4 separate regions of the Homo sapiens genome follow, and all the other regions are linked to region 2. The links are chromatin contacts, found by Hi-C or POLR2A ChIA-PET in ENCODE. All regions are on one chromosome and are shown on one strand. Each heading gives the region's core, a stretch centred on a gene start or an enhancer-like site at or near the end of the contact. The rest is flanking DNA. Distances are from core to core; before and after follow the strand shown.

Region 1 (6,461 bases), core at 3,017-5,516, 2.3 Mb after region 2:
ATAGGCGTGAGCCACCGCACTCGGTCTCCAAAGACTTTTCACTCCTACTTAAATCTTTTCTGGGATAAATCCTTGTCATTGAAAGACCTCGTTGTTTCAAAAGAGTTAATTAAATATTACCATTTAATCTCCAAGGTGTTTATACCTGTCCTCCCTAACTGCTATGTGAAGTCCATCAGGATGGGGACCTTGTTTTGTACTGGTTGCTTTTCTTCATGATAAAATTTATTGTATTGACATGCTTCTTAAAAATTATGTATGTATTTGTTTAGAGACAGAGTCTTGCTCTGGCACCCAGGCTGCAGTGCCATGACATGATCACTGTTCACTGCAGCCTCGACCTCCTAGTCTCAAGTGCTCAAGTGGTCCTCTTACTCAGCCTCTTGAGTAGCTGGGACTATAGGTGTGTGCCACCATGCCCAGAAAATTTTCTTTTTTCTTTTTTTTTCCTGAGACAGAGTCTTGCTTTGTCACCCAGGCTAGAGTGCAGAAGCACGATCTCTGCTCACTGCAACCTCTGCCTCCCGGGTTCAAGCAATTCTCCTGCCTCAGCCTCCTGTGTAGCTGGGAATATAGGCATGTGCCACGACACCGGGCTAATTTTTTGTACTTTTAGTAGACATGGGGTTTCGCCATGTTGGCCAGGCTGGTCTCGAACTCCTGACCTTGTAATCTGCCCACCTCAGCCTCCCAAAGAGCTGGGATTATAGGCGTGAGCCACTGTGCCTGGTCATAATTTTCTATGTATTTATTTTTGAGACAGGGTCTGTGTTGCCTAGACTGGAGTACAGTGGTGCTCTACTGAAGCCTGGACCTCCCTGGGCTGAGGTGATTCTCCCACCTCAGCCGCCTGAGTGGTTGGGACTATAGGTGTGTGCCACCGCACTTGGCTAATTTTGCTATATTTTGTACAGATGGGGTTTCACCAAGTTGCCCAGGCTGCTGTCGAACTCTTGAGCTCAAGCAATCTTCTCGCCTCGGCCTCCCAAAGTGCCAGAAAAAAATAATTTATTTTTGGTAGAAATGGGGTCTTGCGGTGTTACCTAGGCTGGTCTGGAATTCCTAGGTTCAAGCAATCCTCCTGCCTCAGCTTCCCAAAGTGCTGGGATTACAGGTGTGCACCACTGTGACCAGCCTGATACGCGTTTTAATGTGTGTGTGTGTGTGTATATATATATACACACACACACATACACACACATATATTTTCTTTTTCGAAGGGGGAAAAGCTATTTGTGGCTAGCCTACCACTTACAATGTAAAATTCATGTCTGTGCTGCTTACATTTCAAGATGAGCTCACAATCACTGTAGGGACGTATTGACATGTAAAATGTCCCATGATAGTACTGTCTGTCCACACTGAGATGGAACTAAACCTCCATCAATCTGCAAGCAGATAGGTTACATGTGACAGTGCCAAGCTGTGCACATATCTGAAATTCCAGTCTTTGCTGAGATTATTTTAGGTTTTATTATGAGATGCCCATACTAACACAAACTATTATTTCTTCCTTTTGAACAGTCATTTATATAACCAGTAAAAAAAGAGAATAGAGGCTGGGCTTGGTGGCTCATGCCTGTAATCCCAGCACTTTGGGAGGCTGAGGTGGGTGGATCACCTAAGGTCAGGAGTTTGAGACCAGCCTGGCCAACATTGTGAAACCGCATCTCAACTAAAAATACAAAAAATTAGGCATGCATGGTTGCTCATGCCTGTAATTCCAGCTACTCAGGAAGCTGAGACAAGAGAATCACTTAAACCTGGGAGGTGGAGGTTGCAGTGACCCTAGATTGTGCCACTGCACTCCAGCCTGGAGGACAGACAGAGAGACTCAGTCTCAAATAAGAATAGAGAATCCAGTCAGATTTTCCTTTGCTAACTGATCATTTGCTAGAAATGACATGCAGTAATACAATTAAAGTTTAAGAAACACAAAAAATGAGCCCAGCACAGCGGCTCATGCTGGTAATCCCAGCACTTTGGGAGGCTGAGGCAGGAGGACTGCTTGAGCCCAGGAGGTTAAGGCTGCAGTGAGCCATGATTGAACCACTGCACTCCAGCCTGGGTGACAGAGCAAGACCCTGTCTCAAAAAAAAAAAAAAAAAAAAAAAAAAAAGGGCAGTATTTCATTTTGAAGTATAACAATTACAGCCATTAACCAAGTGTTCCAGTTGTCTAAAATGAGGCAGGTGTAGACGGAAAATTTTCCCTGTACTCTCTGAAGGTTTCACAACTGAGTCTCTGAACTAAGCTGACAATAGACAGATTCGTAAGAGAAAAAGTATACAAATCTATAACATGTACTAGGGCATCCCAGAATCCAGTGAGATCTGGAAGCTTATACAGCCCCTTCATAGAAGAGAGGGGAGGCAGATGCAGGCAGCTCAGGGGAGAGAAAATGATTTTTTGCCTTCAGAATAGGTGGTGGCCTGTGGCAAAATCTGTCTGGGTGTGCAGCTGACGTCCCTTGAAGCTCTTCTCCCGTGATCCTGGCTCATTCTTCCCTGGATGAGACTTCCAGGGAGGGGGTCAAGACAATTGAGTCCCTTTGGGATGATCTGTCTTTATGTAAATAATGGGGGATTCACAGAATGCCCCTCCCTGCATTGGCAGGTCCCCATGTGCCCTCAGTTTGAGGGCATACTAATGTGGTAATCAGTGAACTAGTTAGTAATCAGTATCCTAATATGGCATAATTCAGGGTGGCATTTCTCCAACTCTTTCATTACTAACGAGCTATTTTAAACCAAAAGTGATTCAAGTGTTAAAGTGCCTTTTACTTGAATATCTCCCAGGCTTAAACGATCACGAATTCATAAGCGTTGTTAGTTCAGAAGGTGGCTGAGCAGGCCCCCGGAATTCAGTGTCAGCATGCCACAGGATCTGAAGTTCAGGAAAGGTGTAACAAAAAGGGATTTTTCTTTTTTCTTGAGACAGAGTTTCGCTCTTGTTGCCCAGGCTGGAGTGCAATGGTGTGATCTCCGCTCACTGCAACCTCCTCCTCCTGGGTTCAAGCGATTATTCTGCCTCAGCCTCTGCAGTAGATGGGATTACAGGCATGCACCACCACACCTGGCTAATTTTTTTTGCATTTTTAGTAGAGACGGGGTTTCTCCATGTGTCAGGCTGGTCTCGAACTCCCAACCTCAGGTGATCCGCCCGCCTTGGCCTCCCAAAGTGTTGGGATTACAGGCGTGAGCCACCGCACCCAGTTGAGATTTTTATTTCTTAAAGGAAAGGATAAGGTGGGCCAGGACTAAGACAACACAGTAGCAAACATCTGGCTGAATGCTGGAGAGGAAGACAGTGGGAGATCCAGGCCAGGCTCCATGGACGAACTGCTTGTTGGCTCCTTAGGCTTTGGGTCTGCGGGACCCTTTCGCTACTGGGAATGGGAGCCTGTCTGACTGCACTGGGTCTGAGACTCCCTGCTCCTGCTGGTCACCATCTACACGCATGTGGTGTTGGTCTCCAGGGTTAGAACCAGAACCCCTGAGGACGCGGGAAAGGCTAGGAAGCCTGGGGATGACCTAAAGTCCAGCTATCAAAATGCGCCGCGTTTTCAGAAAAACTACTGCCACGATTTAACCTAAAAAGCTTCATCTGTATTTTCTGCCACAGTTTGCTTCCGTTTCCTTCAGTCACTATTCCCTGGCGAAGTCTCCACGCGCTCCCGTTCGCCGGGGAACTTAGGGTATCCGGGCTTCCCTAAATTGACAAGCGGGGGCCGGCGCCTTCGCCCGCCTTCGCTGGCCGCCGCTTGGTTTGTTCTTCTTCTCCTTCGGGGACTTCTCCGCCCGCGCCCGCGCCCGCGCCCCAGCTTTCGTCCCGCTGTGCGGAGATGCCACCCAGCTCCACCGCAGGACCGCGGAGCGAGAGGCGGCAGACGCGCTCCGGGGGCCGCCGGTCAAGAGGAAGATGAAGGGCGCGACGACTTCGCGGTTTCCAGAATGGGCTCCTTCTGGCCCAACAATAAGTGCCATTTGGAATCTTCTCGGCCTTCTCTGTGCCTTCCGCGCGTCTGGGCTCCCCGGTACCGTAGACCCGGCCCCGAGCTCCGCCCCCTCGCCCTGGGCTTCCCCGCCCCCTCGCCCCCAGTCTCCTGGGCTCTTCGGGGCGGCGGAAGAGCCGAGAACCTTCGCGAAGGTGGGGCGGGCGCCCCCGAGGTTGGGCCCGCGGTATGGGCAGTGGAAACTGCGCATGCGCGGCGTCAGGGTCGGGCGGAAGTTGACGCCGCCGTGCCGCCGCCGCGTGACGCATTTCCTGTTTGTTGTTGGAGAAAGGAGAGAAAGGAAAGCGCGAGGAGCCGCCGCCACCACCAGCGCAGCAGTCCTGGAGCTGTGAGGAGATTCGGGCCGTCACCCTGCCTCCCCTGCGTCCCGCCACCGGCCGCTTCTGTCCTCGGTGAGGGTCTGTTCCGAGGGTCGGGGGAGGTCGCCTAGGGCCCCGCGCGCGCCCGGCAGACGGCGGACCTCACCCGGCGCCTGGCAACAGCGCGGGGGGTGACCGGGGTCGCCGGCCGGGGAAAGGACTGGACGGGGCGGGGGCCGTGGCCGGGGTTGCGGGGCGAAGGGTGGGCGGGGTCCTCTGGGTCAGGTCTGGGGCCGGGGCCGGGGCTGGGGTCTGGGGCCGCCCGGCCGCGTCCTCCCCGCCCGGCGTCCTTGCCGGAACGCGGCCCAGCCTCCGCGGCGGCGGTTGGGGGTGGGGCCCGGCCTGGGAGCGGCCGGCTGGGGCTCGGCTGGGGCTCGGCGGGGCCGGCAGCGTGGGAGGCGTGGAGCGCCTTCTTTTTCTAAGGCTCCCGCACTCGCGTCTGAAACCAGAAACGGGAGTGGCTTGCGGAGCAGGAATGCCGCAGCCGTGCCGCCAAGTTCGGAGGGAGAAGAAGCAGGTGGGGGACCGCAAAGCCCTGTTTCTAGAACTCCGGACGGATTGTTCAGAAGTTTGTGGAAGAGCAGGCTGCCTTTCTCACTCAGAATGTTTGTCTGCTTTGCTTTGCGTTAAAGAATCTGCACCGTAGTTGATGCAACTGAAGTTTATATAAGAAGTTTACATTAACTCTTACCTAAGGAAGGTCAGTGACACACGCAGTGTAAACTGCAAATCATATATTGGCTCGAGAAAGGTTTTGGCACTAGCGAATTTTTTAAAGGATGGGTTTGCTAGTCAGACGTAAACTTCTGTGCTAACTTCTCACGTAAACGGGGCAGGAAACAGCGCAAGTAGAACGATCGTGCCACCACCGAAGGGGTGCCGCCTGCGAGCTCGGAGGCTTCAGCCTGTTTGGGAAGAGTAGGCTGAGCGGCGCTCTTTGTAGTTTTCAACGTTTTTATTGAGTTGCGAATTTTAGTAAGGATTTGTCGCTACAATTTAAGCCAAATTATTGATTTAGTAGAAAAGTTAGAGTGAAGACCGAAGAAAGGAAACAGACGTTAACCATTAAAGCTTGATTGCTGCTGCTTCGTGTTTAACCGCACTTTTCCAAATAGTGTTGCGTATCAGAACGATTCATGATTTCTGAAAGGAATTATATGCAGCCGCCTTACTCCTCCGCCAGTCCACCCGTCCCGCGTTCTCTCTGGGTTTACTCCAGACTTCCTTTTTTTTTTTTTCCTGAGACGGAGTCTGTTCTGTTGCCCAGGCCAGAGTGCAGTGGCGCGATCTCCACTCACTGCAACTTCCAGCTCCCAGGTTCAAGCGAGTCTCCTGCCTCAGCCTCCTGAGTAGCTGGGGTTACGGGTGCTCGCCACCATGTCCGACTAATTTTTGTATTTTTAGTAGAGACGGGGGTTTCACCGTGTTGGTCAGGCTGGTCTCGAACTTATGACCTAAAGTGATCGCCTGCCTCGGCCTCCCAAAGTGTTGGGATTAGAGGCGCGAGCCACCGCGCCTCGCCGACTCCAGACTTGTTTCCACTCCTGAGGGCCTTAAGCTCCCTTGGAGTTTGTGCTTTCACATTTCTTTCTGCCTTCCGTGATAAAGGGATGAATAGTTTTTATGCACGCTTCAGCGAGCTGCGGGTTTTTGTGGATTACGCAGGCTGTGAAATTTGGGAAGTAAGTTGCCTTAAGTTGGTAGATGTGGAGATTTGACAGGAAGTGGGAGAACAAAGGGGTTGGGAAGCTTTTGGAAAGTGTCCAGGCTTCATCTGTGCTGTGGAAGGTGAGAAAGTTGGGAATTCCAGAGGGCAGAGCTCTTAAAGAATTTGAGATGAGTTCAGCACTCTCTTCAAAACAGTGTTTTAAAATTTATTTTCTTCTGGATATGAAAGTGTTAGGTTTGGGAAGTAATTCTGGCTGTAGGACAGTTTTTCCGGAACACTAGGTGGGGAGTGTTGAATGTTGTGAAGACTAAAATATGCATATGGTATTACAGTGTGATACCTGTTACTGAGTGGCGTACATTAGCTTTCATTTTTAAGCAAGCCCGTAATTCCCTTCTATTAACTCTGTTTTGGACAG
Region 2 (7,033 bases), core at 4,534-7,033:
ATCAGCCATAACATAATACAGTAGGTGGATAAACAAAATCTGAACAATTCTTCCACTAGCTGAATCCCTCATTCTCTGCAATAAATTACCCATAGGTCAAGTTGGATACACCCCAGACGACCAGTGGGTAGACAATGTGACTAAAGGCCATTGTGACTCTTGTCAGAAAGGAGTTCCACAACATAGTTAATGGGGGACGCCCTTCAGCTAACTGAAATTCAGAACACCTTGCCACAGTCGGGATGGAAAGTAACCCTGTCCTAGAGTTACCTCCCGACAGGCCTTAGCCTGCTTTTGGAATGAAATACACTCTTACAATAATTCAAACACCCATCTGATTCAAGGCATCAGATCTGTTTCCCATGACAGGTTTCCCTGGCTCAGAAAACTTCCAGGCAGTGGTAACGTGGGACGAGTTCTGCAGCAGGCATAAAGGATGGCCTAGGATTACTTACGACATACAGAAGCCATGCTCTACCTTGGTTTAGCTGAAAGGACCTGAAGCTAAGGGAAGTTACTCAGACGTTAAAGATGTCCACAGTTATCTGGCAACTTTCCACACAAAACAGGACTTTAGGGCCAGCACGGTGGCTCATGCCTGTAACCCCAGCACTTTGGGAGGCTGAGGCAGGCGGATCACCTGAGGTCAGGAATTCAAGACAAGCCTGGCCCAACATGTTGAAACCCTGTCTCTACTAGAATACAAAAATTAGCCAGGCGTGGTGGCAGGCACTTGTAATCCCAGCTACTCAGGAGGCTGAGGCATGAGAATCACTTGAACCCGGGAGGCGGAGGTTGCAGTGAGCTGAGATCGTGCCATTGCACTCCAGCCTGGGCAACAGAGCGAGATTCCAGCTCAAAAAAATAAATAAATAAAAAATAAAAATAAAATAAAACAGGACTTTAGCAAAAACCCTGAAAAGAGCTATAGTGAAACTTCAATGTACTGCTTGCAAGATACTGAGGAAAAGATATAAAACAAATTATGTTTACTACTGACCTTTACAACAGGTAAGTCAAAGACTTCCCGAGCTTCTCCCACCTCTGGATTGTCCCCATCCTCTGAGATTATGTGTGAGGCTAGTGCATTGTAGGAAACTTCCTTCGCTTTTCCAGCCTTGAGAAGCTGAATAACCTAAAAAACAAGAAAATCCACACAAATTAAAATGGGCAATACTGTACTGTACTCTTGAATTACAGAAATAATTATTGGGCATAATAGTACTTTTTAATAAAAACACACCATATTCCCCACATAAAAACTAACAGCCTTTTACTCTGAATAATATGCCAATGAAACTTTCGGGGACAATCAAAAGCAGCAAATCTTGATTCACTGACCAAGTCAATGACCAAGTAATGGAGGCTATTGTGAGTCCAGTAGTGGACATGGTCTGTCCTCAAGACAGATGGGCTGGACAAACCAGGAGACAGCACAACCACTGCTGCGGTGGGGCCACGCACATGGTGCTCCTGAGCTTCCAACTTAAAGACTGGGACATGGGGAGTTTCATAATTAGGGAAAGATTCTGGAAGACAAGATATGTGAGCAGAACCCTCATAAACGTCTGGGTGTTAGGCAAAAATCCATACATCGAGGAAGAGGGAGCAGTGTTGAAGGCACTGAACAGGTGAATACAGAGCAGACCGTAAATGGGCTTTCTTACACACTATGCAAAAAAGTCTGTGCTTCATTCTGGGGTATATGCAGGGCCACTGAAGGATTTCACACAGGAAAAGTAGCACAGATTTCATACAAAGATGACAGTCCATGTGAAAAGAAAGGATTGGGTGGGCTGGCTGTGTTTGGTTGGCTAGATGACTAAAGACAAGAGACCTGTTAAGAAACAAGTGCAATAACCCAGGTGAAAGAGGCATCCACTAAAGTGATGTCCTGATGGGCAGAAAGGAGGAAGATGTGAGAGAATCGGCAAGCCTTGGTGTCTGGAAGGGGTATAAGCAAAAGAGCAAAGTCCAGACTGAAATGGTGGTGAGTACCACTCACTGAGGAACACATCAGAAGGCTGGCAGGTGGGGACACAAGGACGTGTTTTAGTTTGGGCATGCCATTCTTTGGGGGTCGTGTTAATATCTGGCAAGAGGCATCCAGTTGCAGCTAGGAAAAGATGTGGATCTCCCTGACAGAAAGTCATCAGCATTGTTACATAGATGGGAGCCACAGCCATGAGCGTGAAGGTGGTCGCAGTGCAGAATGGGAGGGGAGCTAGAGAGCAGACACAGCAACTGATACTTCAGGGACAGGTAGGGAAGTGCAGTATCACAGGAGAGGAGCGTCAACAGAAGCCAAGGAAGTGAGGGTTAAGGAACAGTCGACAGTCAAGTGCTTCAGAAGAGGTGGGCAGTGTCTAAGCTGACAGTGCACACCAACTGTCAAAGTGACATGGTGCCCACAAAGCTCAAGTGACCCACCAGGGCAACGCTCTTCCAGGTCCCCTCTCTGCAGCAGAGAGCTTTCTTCTTTCACTTATTAAACTTTTGCTCCAACCTCAAAAAAAAATAAAGTCACCCACAAGCTAGACAACCTTTTCAGAATACTTTACCGACCACTAATAGATATGAACTAGAGCAGAGGCTCAATATTTAGTAAGTGAAAAAACAGCGGTCACTGGCCATGGGCCACTTTACCTTTCTTCCTTCCCTTGACCTCTAAGCATTTTTAGCTTCACGCATCCATTCGACTGGTCTTCAGAAAAGGCACCCCTCCTTTTCCTATCCTCCAGTCTGTTTCTGATCCTACTCCCTTCTTCATGAGTTTCCCTGTCCATAGCTATGTTCCCTCCACCTGTAAACAGTAAAGTCACCCACATCCTTCCACGCGCTTGTGATGCAACACAGATCCCTCCCCAGCCCTCTCTTCCTCAGGCACCTTCTCTATTTCCTTCTCAGGACAAACTTCCTGAAGAGTCTAACCTTTCTGTTCTCAGTTTCCATTCACTCTTCAACTCCCTGCAATCCAGCCCCTTCCACCAACACTCTACCAAAAACACTTTACTCGGTTTTCACGAACTTTGAGGATGCCAAAACCAATAGCTTCTCTTCAATCTCCACACTACTGAGTATCTTAATAGATTTATCTCATATCACTCTGTTCCAGATATAGTGATCATCCTGATGTATCCCAAACGCATGAATGCCTTCATTCCTCAGCACATACGCTCCACATGAAAATATTCCTTCATGTTCTTAACTTCTGCTTATCTCAAAACCCAACTGAAATGACATCTACTGAGTGACATTTCAGTGGTGTCTACTTTGCACCCCAGTGGAGAAATCTGCTACACCTTGTACTGTGATATGTCCAGGTGTGCTCCCTCCCCCACCAATGAGGGGCGCTAAAGGGCAGGTACCATGTCCTCTTCACCTCTGTATTATACCTGGCACCTAGTCCATGCCTGCCTCATATTAGATGGTCAACATGTGAACTTATAATCCACAGTCATAAGAGTCAGAGAATCAGATGTCCAGGCTCAAAACTTTTCAGAAAATATACTGTTTCAGATGAAAGTGGTTTGCCAAGGACATTTTTAAGCACTTAGATTTGATTCAAAGTCGAGTAAATATGGTTCCAGTTCAACTTGTTCCAGGTTTTAAGTAACATTTGGTTCAAGTCCCCTATAAGAGCCAAAGTCCTAAAATGAAACACGAAGGCTAGGAAGGAGGGGGAAGAGAAAAATGGTGGATAGCAAAAAACAAAAACAAAAAAACAAACAAAAAAAAGAGGGGCGGGGGAATCATCAATACTGGAAAAAGCTAACACTGTTACAGGCACTCATCTTCATCGCTCCGTGTTCAGCAACTGTTTTACTCTGTAAATTCAAAGATAGAAGGCTTTTTTTTTTTTTTTGAGACGGAGTCTAGCTGTTGTTGCCCAGGCTGGAGTGCAGTGGCGCGATCTCGGCTCACTGCAACTTCCACCTCCCAGGTTCCAGCAATTCTCCTGCCTCAGCCTCCCGAGTAGCTGAGACCACAGGCGCCCGCCACCACGCCCGGCTAATTTTTGTATTTTTAGTAGAGATGAGGCTTCACCATGTTGGCCAGGCTGGTCTCGAACTCATGACCTCAGGTGATCCACCCGCCTTGGCCTCCCAAAGTGCTGGGATTACAGGGGTAAACCCGGCCTTGAAGTCTCTTTACCCTAAAGTTACAGGGCAAAAAGGGTCCAAAAAGTTGTTACAAGGACGAACCTCAAGAAGGCCAAGATCACTCAGCCTTCTACAATTCCTTCTACACCATCCAAGTTCATCTGCGAAATATGAGTCTCCGCCCTTCCAGGCCTAACTCTGATCACTGGGGATCCCCATCCTCCAAGGTGGGGGCCACTGATGTCACACCCAAGGCAACACAACTGTACAGCTAAACTTTTAAGAAGGAAATATTTTGAAGATTAACCTGAAGAGGATATTCAACTAAGATGCATTCCTACCACGGACTGATAACTGTGTGACATCAAACAGATATATTATTATAGGAATACTAAGGAAAACCCACAATATCCTTTGGCGTGAGCCCAAACTACACAAAATTAAATGTGTAATGTGATGGTGTTACCAGGGTACCGTAAAATTAATCGTCCAAGTGGGAAAATCAAGGAAGACGAATGCCAGCCCCCACGTGCAGGGACACAGGCTGGAAGGGAGCGCTCCTCAGCCCCGCACAGGACGGCAGCTGCCCGGGTGGCGGAGGCGGCCAAGCCGGTGCACGGCCACGACCCCCGCCGGCCGAGCGAGGCTGGGGTCCCCGCGCGAGCTGCCCCGGCTGGGGATCCCGGCGCCCCTCGTCCGCCCTCGGAGCTGCTCTCCCGGGAGCCGAGACGCCCGGCGCGGGGAATGGGGAGACGCGACCCCGCGCCCGTCCCGCTCAGCAAAGGAGCAGAGAACGAGGCGGCCCGGTGGGTCGGGGGCGGCGACCCCAGGGCCGCAGGCCGGGGGCTCAGGGCGCGCACTAGGGGCCGAGGTACAGAGCCCCAGCCGCCTTCCCTCCCGCACTCCCCCGGGCCCGGGCCTCCCGCGCCCACCCCGCGGTCGCCCCTGCCCTCAGCGCAGTCAGGCCAGCGGCCTCGGCGGACCCGACGCTCTGCGCCCGGCGCGCGCCCGCGGCAGGAGCGGGGACGGGGACGGGGACGGGGACGGACGGGGACGCGGACGGGGGAGGAGGCCGCGGCAGGGGCGGGCGCGGTACCTGCGGGTCGATGTCGCCCACCGCGTAATACTTGACCTCCCTGAACATCTCCTCAGGAACTTTGGGCGCCTGGTCCGACATGATCGCGGCGGCCCGGGAGGCTCCGCGGCGGCGCCCGGCCCCGCCCACCCCCCGCCCCCGGCCCCCGCGGCGCCCGGCGCCCCCACTCGCCCCGCCAACGGCCCTGCCCGCGCAGCCCGGGCCCGGTCCTGCGAATCGGGGTCCGCTCCCCCGCCCTCCGCGCCCCCGCCCGCGCCCGCGCCGAGCGCCCGAAGCGCGGGAGCCGCGCGCGCCCTGCGGGACGCACCATCCCGCCCCGGCCACCGAGGGGGAGCGCCGAGGAGCCGCCCGGCCTCCAGTGACGCCCCGCGCCTCTGCCGCCAGCCACGGCTCCGGGGTAGCTGGCGCCGGCAGCCCGCTCTGGCCCTTGCGGTTCCGTGGCCGCCGCTCTGCAACGAGGGGGCCCCGAGGACGAGGGGAAACCAGCTCCCCCCTCGGCGGGGCCGGAGTGAGCCGGTCCCGGGGAGGAGGGGAGCTGGCAGGCCCCTCCCGTCGCCACATGCGGCTGCTCGGGGGCGGCGCATGCGCGCGGCGGAGGGGGGGGTGGGGCCTTGGGGCCGCGAGTGGGAGCGGGAGCGGTTCTGCGGCCTCCTCGGGCTTCTTGGCCCTGGGCGGAGTGGGATTGGGTGTCCCGGCTGTTCGCAGTGGCCGCGAGTGCGGCCGGACCTGGAGTAGTACCTGAGCCGCTCTGGCCGAGCAAGGCGCGGGGCCCCGGTCTACACCGCGCTGGACCCGGCTATGCCGTGACGGAATTCCCGAGGCCGTAGCGCCACGCGAGACGCGCACTGGTGGCCTCCGCGGCGAGTCCTGGGGTCTCCGCAAGGCCTCAGTGCCCGAGCTGGGGACGTGCTGGGGGGAGGCCCGGCCCCGTCGCTGCCCGAGGCCCCGCTGTCCCGGCCGGACCGGCCTGGTCCCTGGCGTCCTGTCGGGTCCGCGCTGGAGGAGAGTCCCAGACAGCAGAGCCCGCGGTGCAGCTCCAGCCCCGGGAAGCCCCGCGCTCAACAGGTTAATACTACACAGCGGCGATTCTAATGGTCACGCTTTTATTTACAGCTCGCCTCCCTTCCGCCAAGATTCACAGAACACGGCAGAGTGGCCTCGGGATCACCTGCCCAAGACACCTGCACGACCGGAAGTTGGGAGAAGAAATTAAGGCCATGATGATGAACGCAGCCTTTCTCGTTTATTTCCAATCCCACAACAAACCGGAGTCCAGGAACTCATGGGTGATTATCGGACTATTACCTAGTCGTAAAACTGTGGAGCATTGGTGTCTAAAGGAATCTGAGACAGACCCGCAGTGTCTCCCCCACATGCCTTAAGTCACTTCTGCCAAGCAGAAAATCATTTTTAAGTAAATGTTAGTGAAATTGGTTTTAAAAAAGAGAAGGGGCCGGGCGCGGTGGCTCACGCCTGTAATCCTATCCTTTAGGAGGCCGAGGTGGGCGGATTGCCTGAGTTCAGGAGTTCGAGACCAGCCTGGGCGACACGGTGAAACCCCGTCCCTACTAAAATACAAAAAATTAGCCGGGCGTGGCGGCACGCGCCTGTAGTCCCAGCTACTCAGGAGGCTGAGGCAGGAGAATGGCTTGAACTCGGGTGGGGGAGGTTGCAATGAGCCGAGATCGCGCCGCTGCACTCCAGCCTGGGCGACAGAGCGAGACTCTGTCTCTGAAAAAAAACAAAACAAAACGAGAAGGCTTTCAAAATTACTCTGCGGTACACTAATTTAACAGATTAGATCACTTTCCAGGCTTTAAGTTGGCCTTTGTTC
Region 3 (6,925 bases), core at 28-2,527, 2.0 Mb after region 2:
ATCATTAGATCTCAGTCTCACACCTCCAACTGCCCCTTCCCGTTAAGAGAGGAAGAGAAGGCAAGGCCTGCGCATGGCCATTTTAATAATTCGCTGCCCGTCTCATGCCTGGGGGTCCGGGCGAGTCCTCGCAGGCCCCGGGCAGAGCCGAGGCGGCTTCGCAGCTCTTCCCCCGCTCGCTGGGAGCCAAGCGCAGAGAGGGGCAGGCGGTGCCGGTGGAGGATGCGCGAGGCCCTCCCGCCACGCGCATCCACGGGGGCCGCAGGGTACTCACAGTTGAAGTCGGGCATCTTAGGCAGGATCATGCCCGCGGTGGACGCGCGCAGCCACTGGTCCAGCTGGAAGGTGCCGGCGCCCAGCTTGATGGGGTCGGCGGGGTGCGCGGGGTGCGCGCCTTGCACCTGCGGGTACGAGTAGGAGAGCGCCGGGTGCTGGCCCGCCAGCGCAGCCGCCGCCGCCGCCGCGGAGTAGCCGTAGACCGGGTGGCCGTAGAGCGCCGCCTGCGCCGGGAGGCCCGCGCCGCCCTGCGCGCCCCCAGGGTGCAGCCCCAGCGCCAGGCCCCCAGCGGCGGCGGCGGCGGCGGCGGCGGCGGCAGCGGCCGCTGCGCCCGGATGCGCGTGGTGGTGGGGCCCCCCGTGCCCGCCGCCCGTGCCGCCGCCGCCGCCGCCCGCGCCCAGGAAGCCCGGCTTGGGCAGCAGCGCGCAGTGCGCGGCCAGCAGGCGCGGCGGCGACGGGCTCTCGGCGCGCAGGCGGTCGGCGGGCGCAGCCGGCGGCTCCGAGGACGCGGGGCTGCAGCTGCCGCTAGTCCCGCCGCTCGCCCCGCCGCCGCCGCCGCCACCTCCGGTGCCAGATGCGGCGGCGGCGAGCGACGTGACCAAGGCCAGCGGCGCGCTCTGCGCAGAGGCGGCTCGTGGGGGGTCCACCGCCAGCAGGGCGTCGATGCGGAAATTTTTGGATTTTTCCATCGGCTCGTTTGGGGCTGGCGCTCAGGGCCCGGTGGCGGGCGACGCGGCCGTGTGCGGGCTCGCGGAGTCAGTGCGTGCGGTGCAAGCCCGGGGGCTCGGTATTGTTATGGTGGTTATTTGCCAATAATCAAAGTCGCCGCCGGAAACTCAGCCGAGGGTGACCATGGTCCCGGCGCCTCCTCCGTGCGGGCCCCGCCCCGGGCCGCGCTCGCACAAACTCCCACGCGAGTGCTTCCCCGCGTCCGGGCCCGGGAGCCCGGTTCTTTGCGCTGCAGCCCTCAGGCGACCGCGCGGAGGCCGCTGCCGCCGTGGTGGGGACCCGCGCCCCTCCGCGCACTTGAAGCTCAGCGCGGCTTCCGATTGGCGCGCGCAGCGGGGGCCCGGGGAGGGCCGCGGGCTCCGCCATTGGCCGAGGGGCGCACCTGTCACCGTCCCGGCCGCCCGCCGCCCCGCCCCCGCGCCGCGAGGTCCTAAGCAGCCCGGGCTGTTGCGCGGCGCTGGCGGGCGGGGACACCAACGGGGAGTGGATACTCCGAGGCTCAACCTGGGGCCTCTGCCCGCCCTCCCCTGGGTGCGGAGCCGGACGGCGGGCACTGGCAACCCCCGGGCCCCTGGAGAGCCCCGCGGCGGCCCAAGACCCGCTCCCGAGACACGTGGGCCCCTCCGGACTTGGTTGGTCCCTGGAGCCAGCTGCGCGCGTCCTCTCCGGCCTCCTTGTCGGCGCTGGAGTGGGTCCACGTCTGCCTTGCGGAGCGCGGTGGTTCCACGCTCCTGAGCGCCCACGCTGCGCAGACCTGGCCGCTCTGCGAGGCGACGGCAGCGCACTGAAGACCGTGGTGTTTCCCAAGCCCTCCCTGCTCTCGGGCCTCCAGGGCGCAGCAGGGGAGGGTTTTGTCCCCGTGGCCAAAGCTCTGCAGGTCGAACCTTATCTGCTATGGGAAGGCCCCGCATTTTCAGGTGTGTGTGCGGGGGTGTGGGGGTGTAAACGCGCATGTGAGTGTGAGTTTGGCCTCCACGAATCCTCTCTGGGAGCCCCTGCCCCAGTCAAGGCGGAGACGGTAGATCTGGGCGCTCTGGCCTGCAGAACCCAAGTCGGCTTGCAGACGTCGCCCACGTGCCTGCTCAGTGGAGCGGGTCCTCGGTGACAAGGCTCTTCCTCGCTGCCGAGGGATGCCCATGGGCTTGCGGGAGTCAAGGCCCACACACCTCGGCCCTGAAAAACCCGTGGGGCCCGGCATCCTTCGGAAGCCCTGCCGCTGCGACCCCCGGCCAGTCCCCGGGCAGGAGCGGGGAAAGGCTATGTCTCTCGTGCTGCCGGGGCCTCCTGGGAAGTGGAGAGGAAAGGGCTTCCCGTGAGTGAGCGAGGCACGGAGTGAGCATCCAGGTCTCACCCCTCCCCCACACGCACACTTCAAATATTTACAGTAAAACCACTTCCAAGGGCGTTTTTGAAGCTGAAAGAATCCACACAGGGGTCGGGAAGTCAAGCGGCATCAACACCAGGCTTTGTCAATAGCGCCATTAGACCCAGTTATCTTCCCCAGCAAGCGTGAGAACTGGGAGGGAGTTCCAGGTTCCAGGGCTTGCTATGCAGGTGAGAGGTGAATAAAGGACCGGAAGGGGCTGTGGAGAGGGGAGAGAGCCAAAGAGAAACTCAGTGCCAGGTAAACTTCAAAATTAGCACGCCAGGTTGCTACAAGAGGGATTTTTAAAAAGGCAAATATAGAGACCTTGCCACTTCTCCTCAAAAGGCTTTTGACCTAGGCGAGAGTTGATGACAGTGACTCTGTTGCCATGAGTGGTATCGTTTTCATTATAACACAGGGTAGTTCCCAGATGCACAGGACTGGTTGGAAGGTTAGGAGGATGGCAATGGATGAGTAACTGCAACTTGGAGTAAATGTGATCTGGCTTTGCAGAGCCGACCACTGGTAAAAAGAAATCCCAGGCATTCACATGGAGTTTGTCGTGCCTTTAGATGTCTTTGTGGTGACACAAATGCAGTTCTACCTCTCACTGGAGAGAGGGAAACACGCGCATTTCTTGAACACCTACTATGTGCTATGAGCTTTCTGCAATTCTCATCCGTAATCTTCACTATGACACTAGAAGGAAGATTTTTATCATCTCCGTATCTCCATTTTCTTTTCTTTCTTTTTTTTTTTTGTATTTTTGGTAGAGACGGGGTTTCACCGTGTTAGCGAGGATGGTCTTGATCGCCTGACCTCCTGATCCGCGCGCCTCGGCCTCCCAAAGTGCTGGGATTACAGGAGTCAGCCACCGCGCCAGGCGCCCCCCACTTTTTTTTTTTTTTTTTGAGATGGAGTTTTGTTCTTGTTGCCCGGGCTGGAGTGCAATGCCATGATCATGGCTCACTGCAACCTCCATCTCCCAGGTTCAAGCGATTCTTCTGCCTCAGCCTCCCCAATAGCTGAGATTACAGGCATGTGCCACCAGGCCAGGCTAATTTTTGTGTTTTTAGTAGAGATGGGGTTTCACCATGTTGGTCAGGCTGGTCTCGAACTCCCGACCTCAGGTGATCCACCCACTTCAGCCTCCCAAAGTGCTGGGATTACAGGCATGAGCGACCGTGCCCGGGCTATCATCTCCATTTTCTAGAGTACAAGTTCAGAGAGTTTGGGATCCTTGTTCCCAGCAGACAGTTTGGCCTTAGAGCTGGGAGTGGGACCAGGTCTGATTGCAGAGGCCACACTGTTCCCACCCTGCTGCCCTCAAAGCTTTCAGGTACACCTAGCCCTGAGTCCCCATCCCATCTGTTTCTTTTTGGGGAGGGAAGGATTGTAAAGGAGACCAGAGATTCTTAGCCACCTGTCCCAGGCAGGAAGCCCTAGCTGTGACTCTGCCTCCCCAGGGTAGAGAACACAGCCTTGGCCTCCTCCTCCAGGGGTTTGGCACCAAGGCTGACTTGCCTTTCTCTTCTCATCACCCCCATCTGCTGGGGGCAGATTGCTTGGTCCTGAGGTCAATGATTTAGGGAGCTGGGGGAAGGGAGTGGCTGCAGAAGAAATCTCCCAGGATGGACCTTGGAGAAGATGCTGTTCCTCTCTCCAACCAAAAATACACACTGCCAGGGTGATTTTAGTTGGTGATGGGGTGTGTAGTCTAGACTCATGACATCAGCCATCTCCTTCAACAAAATCACAGTGGGTGTTTTCTGGCTTTTTTTTTTAACTCCTAGAGGAATTAATTTCACCCCTTTTTGTTCTGTAATAACCATGGTCCAAAACCCCTTCACACCCTGTCTCATGTTTCTATTCTGCCTGAGACCTGCTGAGGACACCTCCCTGAAAACACAGACAGGACAACACGTGTGCAGGTCCTTCAGGTGTCTGTACCACCTGTGGGGCTGTGCAAGGCTGTCCGAGGAGGCCTAGCCTAGCAGCCCTGCGTCCTGTCCGGACCGCCCCTCTGGCTGAGGTGCCATTTCAGGAATCTGAAGCTCCTTATCTCGATGGATTTGTTTCTTTGTCTACAGAAGCAGGGGTTGGACCAAATGGACTCTAAGGAGCTATAGGGCCTTAAAATGATCAGATGTTCTGCTTATATTTAAGAATATGTTAATATAAAAAGGAGGTTCTCTGTAAAGCTGCATGGAGAGAGGCAGGTGTGGGGGAGAGAGGGAGCTATCTGGGAAGTGTGGATCTTTGTGTGGTTTACAATGTGTGAGGCGGAGCCTGCTGGGTCTCTTCCTGTTCCCAGTATCTGTATTGATCCAGCCCAGCTGGCTTTGGGGCAGTCTGGAGCTGGGCTTGGGTCTTGGGAAGGGCCACAAAGAGAGATCAAAGGTCTGATCCTAGTAGTGCTACCAAACCTGAGTCTCCAGGTGAGTTTTCTCTCCAGCGGCCCCAGGGGCAGAACTCAGCCCTGGAGAGTTCTCCCTGGAGCTCTTGGTTTCTCAAGACAGGCAGAGAGGGCCTGGTGCACCCTAATCAGCTGGCCCCCACCACAGCTCCTCCCTGCCCAGCGCGGGAGCCTGCTTTCTACAGGCCTCCTGTTAAGGAACTGAAGAGTGCCTGCAGCTGCCCTTCCTTCCACTACTTGGGAAGGAGATGGTGATTTCTACAAACCATCACAAAAGAAAACGCCGTTGTAGTCTGTGTCTGTTTACATCTGGACTTACACACACAACTGGGAACCCGTGAGGACTGGGGAAAAAACCTGTACATTCACATATTCACAAGATGCGAGGCAGGTATCATGCATTTATTTATCATTTAGATATTGCTTTTTTTCCATGTGAAATGGAGCAGTTGCCTGGAAGGGCACTGGGTGGCTGAAGCAGGGGGCAGATCTTGCATTTCCAAAACTGAAGCCCAGGGCCAACAGAGAGGACTTGGCTGCAGAGGGGCCCAGGCACATTAGTCCTGTCCTGCTGAAGCCATGTGGTCTTCGGGGACTCATGCAGTTCCGTTTCAATGTAAACTGTCAAGGCTTTCTTCAGGAAACAGGCATGAAGATGCTGTGTAACTGGCCGGAGGGACCTAAGCACGAGTTTGAGATGGGACTTGCCCCTGGCACAGGAAGTAGCTTAGTTAGGCTGGAGTGGGAGCCCAGAGGGTCAGAGCAGGAACTGCTGGGAGATGCTCCGACCTCCTTCCTGGAGCTCAGAGGGAAGGAGAATCTGTGGAGAGGGCCTAGGCTCACCGGAGCTGGGGACATCTGCTCAGGTCCCCCCACCAACCCCAGCCCCTTCAGAGCAATGGGGGCCAAAGGCATCAAGTCATTCATGCTGTCCTTTGATCTGCTGACCTCCTCTATGGCCCCTGGGAGCTGGGCCTTAAAGGAGTCTGGAAAGGGTAGGCTCAGGATTAGCAACCCAAAGACCTGCAGCTCAAACCCTCAAACCGAGGCGGGGCCTGAGGTGGGCCCAGGTCTGCTGTGTGCTCCGCTCTATGGGTTTTCTCCCTCAGCCCCTCCTCCTCAGCCTCTCCCTGCAACCTGGATTTCCTGTTGCCATTTTAGAGGGCACCCTCACCCCGACTCCTCTCGCATGGCCAGCACCACCCAGGCTGCACTGGCAATGTGAGCCCCCCAGAACACCCCAAGTCACTGGCTTGACCCTCTCCTCTGAGCCCAGCCCTGGCTGCAAACAACCAGCCCCTACCAGGGGGGCTTGGCGAGAAGTTAGGGAGATGCCACAGGATTTAAATTAGTCAAATTCAGTGACCCAGGGGCCTTCTATTTTTGGAAATTTCCTCCAGAGACAAAAATCTCTGCTTCCTTCCAGACCTTGGGCAGCCTCCCAGCTTCCCTGGACCCTGAAGGGAAGGGACAGGCCTGGCCACCCTGGGCTCAGCTTCTGGCCCAGGTCTCCTTCTGACACAAGGTGAAATCCTTTCCAGCCTCTTCGAAGCTTCTTGTGTCATAAAGAGAAACAAACCTTGGGAGGGAAGAGAGGCTCCTTTGAGCCCCTTTCATTGTTTTGGGGGAATAACAACCCTCCACAGAAATGAAAGCCTTCTCTGGAGTCTTTTTCTCTTTGCTACAAACATTTTATTTTGTTTTATTTTATTCCAGATTCACGCAGGGCCCTCTGCAGACTGTTGGCAGAAAAAAGGTAGCCACCAAACACATGCATAAGCTGGACTTTTCCCAGAATGCTGCAGCAGAACTACCCTCCAGATAGACACTAGCCTGCGGGCCACAGTGCTACGTGAGTCTTGCAAAGAGGAGATCTTTATGGCGAGGCTGAGAGCACTGCCTGCATGCTTTACCAGAGCCCAGCCTCCAGCCTCCACGGAAAATGTGTTTTGGAATCAACACTCTTTGCAAAGGCTCCACACTGCTTTCTGGTAGCATTGGCCTGGGCGCCCAGGCACTCCTTTAGAACCCACCTGTTCCCCCCACCCACCCTAGTGGGAGGAGGAGAGGGTTACACTGACAGATACCGGCAGCTCTGCAACCCGGGAACAACGCAGACAACATACAACTCGACAGAG
Region 4 (6,563 bases), core at 4,064-6,563, 2.5 Mb before region 2:
TGGGTATCAGTTTCCAAGTCTGTCCAATGAAGGATTGAGCCCTGTGACCTCTAAGAACTCTTCCACTTCTAAAATTGTATAATTTCCATAATTTGTCTGACATCACTAAGACAGTAGTTAGTGGCAGATTAGGGACCTGAGAGAATGACTTGGTGCCAGGCTGATTCTCCCACAACGTGTTATCTTTGCTGCCAATAGCAATGGCTAACATCAGCTATGCGATATGTCCTGCACTGTGCCAGTTACTCACGAGGCATTGTTATTTATTTATTTATTTATTTATGTATTTATTTATTTATTTATTGAGATGGAGTTTCACTCTTGTTGCCCAGGCTGGAGTGCAGTGGCGCAATCTCGGCTCACTGCAACCTCCGCCTCCCAGGTTCAAGTGATTCTCCTGTCTCAGCCTCCCAAATAGCTGGGATTACAGGCGTCCATCATGCCTGGCTAATTTTGTATTTTTAGTAGAGACAGGGTTTCACCACGTTGGTCAGGCTGGTCTCCAACTCCTGACCTCAGGTGATCTGCACGCCTCAGCCTCCCAAAGTGCTGGGATTAGAGGCGTGAGCCACCGCGCCAGTCCAGAGCATTGTTGAATACCTACTCAGCATTGTCCTCCATCCCGCTGCGTAAATGTATTGAGATTTCAGTTACATACACACTTAATGGAGAAGGCGACACCACCCCTGCTCCAAGGATGTACTCTGATCGACACTTTCCATTCTTCTGGCCATAGTCATTGGGTGACTTGGGGGCTCTGAACTGGAATGCCGGAACAGAAGTACACTCTCTCCTGCTGAACATACATTAGGAAGCACTGGCTTCTGCTGCTACTGGCAGCCTCTCTGTGGCCCTAAGGGGAAGCCTCAGGATTCTTGTTTGGAACTGATAGTTTTTAGCAGCTAAAATCTGAGACGTCTATACCGTATCCTTAAAACTCTGAATAAACAACATAGGCAAAGACAGATGATGTCACTGAGACCCAGAGAGGATATTAGACCTTGCCCAGCATACATTACCTATTGGGGGCCAGTTAGGACTAAATTACAAGTCTCCAGCAACTGACCTAGGGTTCTCTTGGCCTCAGCATGTGGAAGGGGCCCCACGTGCAAAGGTTCCGGATAAAGATCAGACTGTGATCTAGCTGATGAACAGAACCCAGAAGTATGTTTGAGGGGGAGGAAGGAGGAGGCTAAGAGAGGCCTTCTTATGTTCTGCTTTTTTGCCCTGAGGGGATGACACTTAACCACTGCAGAGGCTGCAGCTGAGCCGCAGGGATGGTCACACTGAACCAGTAGTTCTTCCCTTCCCCCACTCTAAACCTCTGCCAAGCAGAGAGCCTCTGAGACTGCTCTGGAGAAAGGGGCTGCCTGCCAACTATCTGCCCACCTGGGGCCAGGGTGAGGGCAAGGCCAGTGGCTACATTCTGTGAACAGCTGGAAAAAAAGTAGGCAACACAGTGGCCTTGGGACAATGGCCTTCCCACTCTCCTTGTCACGAAATAGCAGGATTAAAAAAAAAGGGGGGGAGGATATTTATTTAATCCTTTTGTTACAAATTAAAGTTGCTAATTTGTTTTCAAAAATTGCAGGAAATAAAGTACACGAATCAAAGAAACACAAAATATTTAAAAACAAAATAGCTATTCTCCCAACTTTCTTACTTATAGGTATGTCTATACAATTGTGGCAGAATCCAAAGGGAAGGACAGTTTGGTTAGTCCATTTGGTCACAGCAAATGTACCTGTTCATTTGTTCATCAACGATTTGTTGAGCACTCACCTTGTGCCCTGAAGATACAGTTCAGAAAAAACACCGAAAAGGCCCCTGTGTCCAGCAGCTCACATCTTAATGGTGGAAGGGAGATGAAGGAGAACAGACCATAATAAGTAAGTAAACAATGATTTCAGACTGTGCCAAGAGCTCTGAGGAAAACACGGTGATATGATAGGGAGCGGGGAAAGGTACTTTAGGTACAATGTCAGAAATGCCTCCCCCAGGCCAGGCGAGGGGGTGCAAGCCTGGAATCCTAGCACTTTGGGAGGCCGAGGTGGGTGGATCACTTGAGCCCAGGAGTTTGAGACCAGCCTGGGGTTTCACCATGTGAAACCCAGACTCCACAAAAAAAAAAAAAAAGACAAAAAAAATTGGCTGGGTGCCATGGCTCATGCCTGTAATCCCAGCACTTTGGGAGGCCAAAGCAGGTAGAGCTCAGGAGTTCAAGACCAGACTGGCCAACATGGTGAAACCCCGTCTCTACTAAAAATACAAAAATTAACTGGGCACCATGGTGGGTGTTTGTAATCCCAGCTACTTGGGAGGCTGAAACAGGAGAATCACTTGAACCCAGGAGGTGGAGGTTGCAGTGAGCCGAGATCATGCCACTGCACCCCAGCCTGGGTGAAAGAGCAAGACTCTGTCTCAAAATAAATAAATTAATTAAATTAAATTAAAATTAAAAAAATTAGCCAGGTGTGGTGGTGCATACCTGTAGTCCCCACTACTTGGGAGGCTGAGGTGGGAGGATCACTTGAGCCCAGGAGGTCAAAGCTGTAGTGAGCCGAGATTGCACCACTGCACTCCAGCCTTGGAGCCTTGGCAACAGAGAGAGACCCTGTCTCAAAAAAAAAAAAAAAAAAAAAAAAAAAAAAGAAAGAAAGAGAAAGAAAGAGAAAGAAAGAAAAAAGAAAAAGAGGCCAGGTGCAGTGGCTCATGCCTGTAATCCCAACACTTTGGGAGGCTGAGGTGGGCAGATCACTTGAGGTCAGGAGTTCGAGACCAGCCTGACCAACATGGCGAAACCCTGTCTCTACTAAAAATACAAAAATTAGCTGGGTGTGGTGGCAGGCACCTGTAATCCCAGCTACTAGGGAGGCTGAGGCAGGAGAATCACTTGAACCTGGGAGGCAGAGGTTGCAGTGAGCCAAGCATGGGCGACAGAGTGAGACTCCATCTCAAAAAAAGGAAAAGGAAAGGAAAGGAGGAAGAAACGAAGAAACGAAGGAAGAAAGGAAGAAAGAAAGAAAAATAAAGAAAAGAGAGAGAAGAGGGAAGGGGAGGGGAGGGGAGCAGGGAAGAGAGGAGAGGCTGGGCCCAGTGGTTCACACCTGTAAGCTGAGGTGAAGGAGTTTGAGACCAGCCTGGCCAACATCGTGAAACCCCATCTCTACTAAAAATACAAAAATTAGCCAGGGTTGGTGGCACGTGCCTGTAATCACAGCTACTCAGGAGGCTGAGGCAGGAGAATCGCTTAAACCTGGAAGGCGGAGGTTGCAGTGAGCTGAAATCGCACCATTGCACTCCAGCCTGGGCGACAGGGCAAGACTCCGTTTCAAAAAAAAAAAAAGGAGAAAGAAACAAAGAAAGAAAGAAAAATGCCTCCCCAAGGTGACAGACGAGCTAAGCCAGGCGAAAAGTCTAAAGAAATTCAAGTGCAAAGGCCCTCTGGCAAAAAGGTCTTGGCAGAAAGGTGGTCAGTGTGCCTGCTGCACTGAAACTGCTCCTGTAAGGCAGGGATCCTATAAGGTAGGCCTTGAATGTCATGATGGGGAGCTCGGTTAGGACCCCCATGATAGGTAGGAAGGCAGCTGGAAAGAGCAGTTCTGCCATTTTTACGGATACATTCATGAGCCATGATGGGTCGTCCTGGTGGACCTCTGGAGCCTGACCTGGGTCCACGTTTGAGGTCTCCGACTTTAGTGACCCTGGGAAAGTTACTTGAGTTTCCTCATTTGAATAGCCAAGGGTTTCTCGTGTTTGATGCCAAATGCCTTGTGCGGGGATTGGCTCCAAACCTCAGCCTCATCAGTCAATTTATCCTTACGTTCAAGAGCAGCCATTTACAAAACGAGCTCAGAAAATTAAAAAAAAAATACAAACTTTAAATCGCCAGAATACTGCATAAACTAAAAGTAGGCCGGGCGCAGTGGCTCACGCCTGTAATCCCAGCACTTTGGGAGGTCGAAGCGGGCGGATCACCTGAGGTCAGGAATTCGAGACCAGCCTGACCAACATGGAGAAACCCCGTCTCTACTAAAAATGCAAAAATTAGCTGGGCATGGTGGTGGGCGCCTGTACTCCCAGCTATTTGGGAGGCTGAGGCAGGAGAATTGCTTGAACCCAGGAGACGGAGGTTGCAGTGAGCTGAGATCGCGCCACTGCACTCTAGCCTGGGCGACAGAGCGAGACTCCATCTCAAAGCAAACAAACAAATAAAAACAAAGTAAAAGTAAATTCCCCAGGCAAAGCTGATTATATTGCTGGGATAATCGACTTTGTCACTGCAGTCTCACTTGGTACTTTAAGAAACTCCATCTTGATCCTAGGTCTGGGTCGATCTGGGCGTTCCTGCTAATTTTCTGTTTTAAAAACCTAAAGCAATAAAAATGTTGATATTGACATTTATCATTTTTATCCTCGCCCTCTGCCTTGTTTTGCTGGGAGATCTGTTCCACTTGGCTGAGTTTAGGGAGGGCGGGGAAGCGGGGGAGAAACCGAGGCGCAGGGTGGAGAAAGGGAGAAGCCTTGCAGACTGAACACATGAGAAAACCTGGAGAAGGGATTCGCTGCTGCTTATTTCAGGGAAGAAAACCGAGAAGTGAAGCACAGAGGGGTCAGGTTCCGGGAGCGGCGGGAAGGTTGTAGGGGGCCCCAGGGCAGGTCCTGGAGCTCAGGCAGCCGGCACCGGGAGCCCAGCTCAGGCTGCGGGGTGCAACCGGGCAAGAGCGCTCGGGCTGCCGAAACGGGAGGAGATCAGAAAAAGGAGAGACATGGAAAAAAGGAGAGGAAGAGGAGCAACACTCAAGAGGGAAGGAAGAAGGCAGACACTGAGGAACGCCCGCAGGAACCCGCAGACAAGCAGAGAGCCGGGCTGCGCTGGGAGCGGGGCCCGCGGAAGGGGCGGGGCGCCAGGCGGCTCGAGGCCAATGGGAGGGCGGGCCGGGGCGAGGGCGGGGCACTAGGCGAAACGACGCCAATGGGAGGGCGGGCCGGGGCGAGGGCGGGGAATTAGGCGGTGCGAGGCCAATGGGAGGGCGGGCCGGGTCCTCTGGGCTGAGGCGGGGTGCCAGGCGGCACGAAGCCAGTGGGAGGGTGAGTTAGGGGCAGGGGCGGGGTCCCAAGCCAATGGAAGGGTGATACCGAGAGGGCGGGGCGCCAGGCGGCGAGAGAGCCAATGGGAGGCCGAGCCGAGGACCGCGGGCGGTGGGCCTCCCCCCGAGAGGAGGGAGACCCGGAAGGCGGTGGGGGCGGGGAGTGGAGCTGACAACCTGTCAAATCCACTTTGGGACGAACTAGGTCACGCGCTCCGCGGGTCGGGCACCCCCGCCCGCCAGGCACGGCCGCGGCTCCTTCCTCTTCCTGCCCGCGGTAGTGGGGGTGGGGCAGGCCTCGGGACACCTGCCTCCGCCGCCGGCCGCCGGCCGCCGTCCTCGCGCGGCTTCCCGGGCGGCTCTGCCCCGACCGTAGACTCCCGGCCCGCTCGCCGCGGCAGGAGCCGTGGTTCCGCGGACCTGGGCGCGCTCTCTCCCTGGCCACTGGGAGACCCCCCGCGGCCTCGCGGGGAAAACCTCGGGACTGCCCCGCGCCCCCGGCCGTCTCTGCGTCGCTCCTTCTCGCCCGCGACCGTGGACTCGTCCTCGCGAGCCTGGGTTGGCGGAAGCTGCGGGGGCCGGGGTCGCACTACTTGGCGCGGAAGGGCCGGCGGTGGGCGGAGGGATCCCCGTCCGCGGGGTGAGCCGCTGGGCGGAGCCGGGAGGAGCCGCGAGGATCCGCAGTGGGGAGCCGGGAGGAACCTGGCGCCGGCACCCACCCGCCGCGCCCACGCGTGCCGCGGTCGCTTGTTTCCCGCGGGAGCCCGGCCGCGCTCGGGGGGAGGCGCGCGCGCAGCTGGGGCTGCCTGGGTCTAGGAGCTCCGGAGCCACCGTTTTGTGCCCGTGGAGCCGCGGGGAAGGCGCACGCGCTCGGGTCTTCCCGGCGGGTCGTCCTGCACTTTCTCCCTCTCCGGTACGGACCGCGGCGTTCTGTTTCCAGGCAAAGGAAAATAAGTCAAAGACTCAGAAGGCAGCCTGAATCCAGGGCCTGGGATGCAGGGTTTGCTGGAACGCCAGCCGGTGCGATCGCGCCCCTGGGATTCCGCTTAGCCCGCGCGTCCATTTCCCTGCATGGTGGACTCAGTAAAGCCGGATCTGTCCAACGCCTGCAGCGTGGATGTGGAGGCGGACTAATCAACTAGTGCTCTGTTATTATTTCTACCCATCCCTTTTCTCCATGCTAATTTGCTTAGAACTTTAACATTGAATGGACAGCAAATGTCATGTTCTGTTTAATTATCACTCCTTGACCATTATGTTAATTTCTTTCCCTAACAAGGTGACGCATTGTTTTAAGTAACAATGACCAACTCATCTACTCTTCTTCCAAATTGTGTAAATTGAAGGGTAAAATGTGGGAAAACGCTAAATTTGAATGCTAAATTTGAACATTTCACACAACAATAATTTGAAATGCTTCTTTGCAATATTATGGCGTTTCGGAACAGATAAAAATACTTCATTTTCAGACAT

The links. A loop is a pair of places that touch in the nucleus more often than their neighbours do. ChIA-PET counts read pairs that join two places held with the same protein, here RNA polymerase II (POLR2A). Pooled maps may share reads with other maps.
Region 1: a loop to region 2 is called in a pooled map, with 7 times the contacts of the local background. The contact joins the promoter of DNAJB6 here to the promoter of PAXIP1-DT in region 2. A Hi-C loop is called at or near these places in 2 of 37 single-sample maps with no recorded cell type and 7 of 50 pooled maps. POLR2A ChIA-PET finds 5 or more read pairs at or near these places in 1 of 52 experiments (naive thymus-derived CD4-positive, alpha-beta T cell).
Region 3: a loop to region 2 is called in a pooled map, with 8 times the contacts of the local background. The contact joins the promoter of MNX1 here to the promoter of PAXIP1-DT in region 2. A Hi-C loop is called at or near these places in 4 of 37 single-sample maps with no recorded cell type and 4 of 50 pooled maps. POLR2A ChIA-PET finds 5 or more read pairs at or near these places in 1 of 52 experiments (OCI-LY7).
Region 4: a map of CD4-positive, alpha-beta memory T cell shows a loop between it and region 2 (16-fold over the local background). The contact joins the promoter of LINC01003 here to the promoter of PAXIP1-DT in region 2. A Hi-C loop is called at or near these places in 1 of 168 maps with a recorded cell type or tissue (CD4-positive, alpha-beta memory T cell), 2 of 37 single-sample maps with no recorded cell type and 12 of 50 pooled maps.

Annotation. Positions count from the first base shown.
Region 1 is chr7:157,332,738-157,339,198 of GRCh38, forward strand. It overlaps DNAJB6 (DnaJ heat shock protein family (Hsp40) member B6), which reads left to right and starts at 4,267. Exons shown (of 10, transcript NM_058246.4): 1 at 4,267-4,407. RefSeq lists enhancers at 1,366-1,445, 3,715-4,217, 4,218-4,721, 5,450-5,499 and silencers at 3,980-4,139, 4,330-4,539, 4,600-4,789.
Region 2 is chr7:154,997,650-155,004,682 of GRCh38, forward strand. It overlaps PAXIP1-DT (PAXIP1 divergent transcript), which reads left to right and starts at 5,784. Exons shown (of 1, transcript NR_028090.1): 1 at 5,784-7,033. It overlaps PAXIP1 (PAX interacting protein 1), which reads right to left and starts at 5,475. Exons shown (of 21, transcript NM_007349.4): 1 at 5,200-5,475; 2 at 1,001-1,135. The coding sequence starts at 5,280. RefSeq lists silencers at 4,616-4,765, 4,936-5,305, 5,336-6,025, 6,046-6,125 and an enhancer at 6,370-6,871.
Region 3 is chr7:157,009,386-157,016,310 of GRCh38, forward strand. It overlaps MNX1 (motor neuron and pancreas homeobox 1), which reads right to left and starts at 1,278. Exons shown (of 3, transcript NM_005515.4): 1 at 275-1,278. The coding sequence starts at 965. It overlaps MNX1-AS1 (MNX1 antisense RNA 1 (head to head)), which reads left to right and starts at 1,472. Exons shown (of 2, transcript NR_038835.1): 1 at 1,472-1,922; 2 at 6,504-6,925. RefSeq lists silencers at 440-489, 500-569, 1,080-1,689.
Region 4 is chr7:152,458,811-152,465,373 of GRCh38, forward strand. It overlaps LINC01003 (long intergenic non-protein coding RNA 1003), which reads left to right and starts at 5,314. Exons shown (of 1, transcript NR_027387.1): 1 at 5,314-6,563. RefSeq lists a silencer at 4,946-5,965 and enhancers at 5,238-5,739, 5,740-6,239.